Regions from separate parts of the Homo sapiens genome. Here region 2 is linked to region 1. Evidence: read pairs that join two places in POLR2A ChIA-PET (ENCODE). Cell type or tissue: GM12878. All regions are shown on one strand. Region 1 has its middle 36 kb from the start of RANBP9. Region 2 overlaps GFOD1 (Gfo/Idh/MocA-like oxidoreductase domain containing 1).

The links. ChIA-PET counts read pairs that join two places held together with the same protein. Peaks named below come from ENCODE experiments on the same cell type or tissue, not always from the same donor. Only the 100,000 strongest peaks of a DNase experiment are listed, where the experiment ranks them.
Region 2: POLR2A ChIA-PET joins it to region 1 with 6 read pairs; 1 of 35 experiments calls an interaction of 5 or more read pairs at or near these places.

What each region holds. Positions count from the first base shown.
Region 1 is chr6:13,746,812-13,749,311 of GRCh38, reverse strand. No RefSeq gene overlaps it. Among named protein-coding and RNA genes, the nearest start is that of RANBP9, 36 kb to the right of the region's middle. In GM12878, no CTCF peak of the experiment used is centred here; a DNase peak (open chromatin) is centred at 1,511.
Region 2 is chr6:13,443,700-13,446,199 of GRCh38, reverse strand. The region is part of intron 1 of GFOD1 (Gfo/Idh/MocA-like oxidoreductase domain containing 1); the gene reads left to right. Among named protein-coding and RNA genes, the nearest start is that of GFOD1-AS1, 41 kb to the left of the region's middle. In GM12878, no CTCF peak of the experiment used is centred here; a DNase peak (open chromatin) is centred at 1,072.

The sequences.
Region 1 (2,500 bases):
CTCACTCTGTTGCCCAGGCTGAGGTGCAGTGGCACAATCTCCGCTCATTGCAACCTCTGCCTCCCAGGCTCAAGCAATTCTCCTGCCTCAGTCTCCCATGTAGCTGGGATCACAGTCATGCACCACCACGCCCAGCTAATTTTTGTATTTTTAGTAAAGACGGGGTTTCACCATGTTGGCCAGGCTGATCTCGAACTCCTGACTTCAGGTGATCCGCCTGCCTTGGCCTCCCAAAATGCTGGGATTACAGGTGTGAGCCACCATGCCCAGCCCTCAATATATTTTTATTTCAAAAACATTATGTGAGATCAAAGGAGCAAACACCAAAGAGTATATAATGTATGATCCCATTTATATGAAACTTCAGAAAAGGGGAAAATCATCTATGACAACAGAAAGCAGATTCGAGGTTACCTGGGATCAGAGATAAAGATGGAAAAGAAATAGCAGAGAATTATTTTGCCAAGACAGAAACGTTGTAAATATTGATTATGACGGTGATTACATAAGAGTCTATACTTATCAAAATCCAAGAAACTGCATTCTTAAAATACAATGATGTTGAGTTTTACAAAACTGAAAGAAGGTACTGAAAACAGAAGGTTGAAAAAAAAATACAATGTCTGGAAATGAAATATATAATTATTTAAAATATTTATGGAGGATCTACTAGATGCGAGCAAGATGTTAGATGGTCCTGGAGTGTTAAAGAAGATAAAATGGCAGCAATAGAGTGGAAAAGGGTTGGGACTGAAAACCAGAATTGGGGCTCTTGCACAGTGGCTGTGTGACCTGGTCAGGTCACTTCTCCTCCATGGGCCTCGGCTGCCTCACCAATAACATGAGGGAGATGGCCTGGCTTGCACCCAGTCCTGATACACTCTATTTTCAAGTCCATTAGGAATTTACCTCCTTATAGCGTGACAGATTAGAAATGGAAAGATACATAGCTTAAGTCAGACAGATTTTAATTACGTTGTGCTTTAAAGAAATGAACATATTTGGCCGGGCACGGTGGCTCACGCCTGTAATCCCAGCACTTTGGGAGGCCGAAGCAGGCAGATCACCTGAGGTTAGGAGCTCGAGACCAGGCTGGCCAACATGGCAAAACTCCGTCTCTACTAAAAATACAAAAAATTAGCCAGGTGTGGTGGCGCTCGCCTGTAGTCCCAGCTACTCCGGAGGCTGAGGCAGAAGAATCCCTTGAGCCCGGAAGGCAGAGGTTGCAGTGAGCTGAGATCTGACTGGGCAACAGAGCAAGACTCCGTCTCAAAAAATAAATAAATAAATAAAAGAAATGAACATTTTTGCAAAGGTGTGCTTTAAAGAAATGAACATATTCGCATTCATAATAGTAACTGTCTTAAAGAAATCATGCCACTTTCTTTCAATTAACTTTTACTAAGCCCTCATTTCTATAGGTGTCTCCCCGACCTCCCCACCTCCACCCTCCCTCTCTCTCTGTTTTTATTTCTTGTGACTCAAAAGACTGTGTATTAACACACCCCCGAAACTCTCAGCGGTCACAGTGACCTACTTTCTAAATGTCAGTTCCAATACACGCTTTTTTTTTTTTTTTTTTTTGAGACGGAGTCTCGCTCTGTCGCCCAGGCTGGAGTGCAGTGGCGCGATCTCTGCTCACCACAAGCTCCGCCTCCCAGGTTCACGCCATTCTCCTGCCTCAGCGTCCCGAGTAGCTGGGACTACAGGCGCCCACCACCATGCACGGCTAATTTTTTCGTATTTTTAGTAGAGACAGGGTTTCACCGTGTTAGCCAGGATGGTCTCGATGTCCTGACCTCGTGATCCGCCCGCCTCGGCATTCTTAAATCTCCATCTTACCTGATTTCTGGGTCACATTCAACACTGTTAACCCCGCCAATCTCAGATAATTTGTAACTCTTCAATTCTGAGATGCTATTCTAGCTGAGTGTGCTCCCACCTCCCAGATGACTCCATCTCAGCCTCTTCTTTTTCTTTTCAACCCAAAAGTTCTTTGCAAGGAGCCAGATAGTAAATATTTTAGGTTTTGTGGGTCATGTGATCCCCTAAAGTATCAGATTCTTCTTCGTTTTTTGTTTATTGTTGTTGTTTTAAAACCTTTGGAATATAAAAGCCATTCTTAGCTGGGCAGCGGGAGTCCTCCCTTTACACTCTGCCAGTCCTTCCTGGCCCATTCCACCAACTGCCGCCCTCAAACACCCACCTGTAACCCAGGCCTTAAGAGTGATGTCCTTTAAGTTCCATCTCTCCATGATGGGGGTGTTAAGGGTGCCCCATTTTCTGCATTCCAGGAAAAAATCTGGTTGTACAAAAAGTAAGGGCCAAGTACATGAATAGATGATTCATAAAATAATGAATGTCAATGGCTTTTAAGCATATTAAAAGATTCTCTACCTCATACACAATAAATGAAAGGCAAGGTAAAACCACTAGATGTAGTTTTTCCATCTTGCAGAATAACAAAAATGAGAGTCTGATAACATAAGGTGTAGATGAA
Region 2 (2,500 bases), 300 kb after region 1:
GTCACATTAGAATCCCCAGAGCTGCAGCTTTGTTAACTTTCAGTTTGTTATTGGGCTAGGAATGGGCTGTGATTATTAGCAAAGTGGACAGAACAATTGGTTCAGACTCCAGCATGGTGGTTTTGAGATCCCGTCTCCCTCTGCTAGTCTATTTTTGACCCTGCCAGCATCATTTTTTTCCTTTTGAGGTTGAATAAACAGACATTCTCTAACCTTCCTCCTGCCACCCAGCACTCTCCTTCTGATCAAGGTTGACACATTTAGCCCACTCTGTGGTGTGATGCTCTATGAAAAGATCAGACCTACATTGTGGCGTCCACCTGAGAGGTGTAGGACAGCTGAGGTTGGACGTCTGGACTGTGCAACCCAGCAGGACAAGCCTGTGTCACACATGGCCAGAAGCTATTGATCTCTTGAAGATTAGTCCTGAGTTTTACTTGGTTTGTGTGTCTTCTAAGTGGCAGCATTAAGCTTTCTTGTTTTAGAGCAAACCTCTTGATTCTGCAGAAATAAGGGAAAAAATGTTGCCTTTCTTTTGAAAGCAAGCCTGTTAAGAAGAACAGAGATGCCAGACCCAGCTGTCTTTTCCTCCTGGTTCTTTGGCTGTAAGAATCTTCTTCCCACTTCAGAACCATACTTGGAGGGGAAAGAAGCCAGGCATTGCCAAATGACGAGATCTGTTTGTCCTTGGCTCTGGATAATGTGAAACAAGAGCTTGTTTCCCTAAATAGTTTTAATTCTATGGCTATTCTGATAGGGAAACGGTGGGATTGGATCTTGGTCTCTTCAGATTGAGGGCCCAGTACAAGTACAGAACATTATTACTGTGATCGATAGGAGATTATAGCCATGGGCAGTCTCTGGAACTCATTTATATGCATATTATTTCCTTAGTAATCAAATATGAATCTGAGAAGTGGTGCTCAACGAGCATCAGGAAATCTGGCTCCTGATGAAGACAGGAGTTGGTGAACATCTGCAAGCTTGGAAGGCTGCCAGCCGATACCTTCACCGGAATGCTAACTCCTCCCTCCTCCCTGTTCAGCCTCGGCGCCTGTGGCTGGCTGCTGAGCCCTCTTCCTTTGCCGTGTTTAGTCCCTGCCAGTGTATGCAGAAGTTGGTGTGTTACTGATCATTAATGTGGTGTTATTGCCAGACTGGTATTTGTATTCTCAATCAATTTCCTTTAGAAGGGGATTCATTTAATACTTAGAGGGGGTTGATTTTTATGGTGGAGCTGGGGAGATGAAAAGATACATATTTAATTTTTATGTTTTTAATTAACATATAAAAATGGTATATATCGATCATATACAATGTGTTGTTTTGCAATATGTATAGGCTTACTTTGGAGAATTGTGGGTGCGGTTCCAGGCCACTGCAATAAAGCAAGTCAGACACATTTTTATATTTCTCAGTGCATATAAAAGTTATGTTTACACTACACTGTAATCTGTTAAGTGTGCAGTAGTATTATGTCTAAAGAACAATGTACATACTTTCATTAAATTTTTTTTATTTTTAAGTTTCCAGTTACTTAGACATAAAACGTTCTATATTAAATATTAAATAATTGAAATTCAATCCCAATAAAAATATTGAACATAAATATAAAGCACGTGAACATATATTTTCATTAGGATAAAGAATTTTCCAGATTTTTTTTAAACTCTAGAGAAAGGTTCTTTTTTTTTTAACAGGAGCATGTGTATATTTGTTAGCTAGGTAAACTCATGTCACAAGGGTTTGTCATACAGATTATTTTGTCACCCAGATACTAAGCTTAGTACCCAATAGTTTTTTTTTTTTTTGCTTCTCTCCCTCCTCCCACCCTCCACCCGTAAGGAGACCCGCGTGTCTGTTGTTATCTTCTTTGTGTCCATGAATTCTCATCATTTAGCTTTCACTTGTAAGTGAGAACATGTGGTATTTGGTTTTCTGTTCTTGTGTTAGTTTGCTAAGGATAATAGCCTCCAGCTCCATCCATGTTCCCGCAAAATACATGATCTCATTCTTTTTTATAGCTGCATAGTATTCCATGGTGTTTATGTACCCCATTTTCTTTACCCAGTCTGCCATTGTTGAGCATTTAGATCGATTCCATGTCTTTGCTGTTGTGAACAGTGCTGCAGTGAACATTTGTGTGCATGTGTCTTTATGGTGGAATGATTTAGATTCCTCTGGGTATACCCGTAGTGGGATTGCTGGGTCCCAAATATTTTAATTTGCTACAAAATGCGAATGATCATCTGAGCCTTGAGCAAGTTGTAATCCTTTTGCCGGTAGAGGGTCCTGCCTTGATGTTGATGGCTGCTGACTGGTTAGGGTGCTGGTTGCTGAAGGTTGGGGTAGCTGTGATGATTTTTTTTTTTTTTTTTTTTTTAAGACTGAGTCTTGCTCTTGTCGCCCAGGCTGGAGTGCAATGGTGCAATTTCTGCTCACTGCAACCTCTGCCTCCTGGGTCCAAGCAATTCTCCTTCTTCAGCCTCCCGAGTAGCTG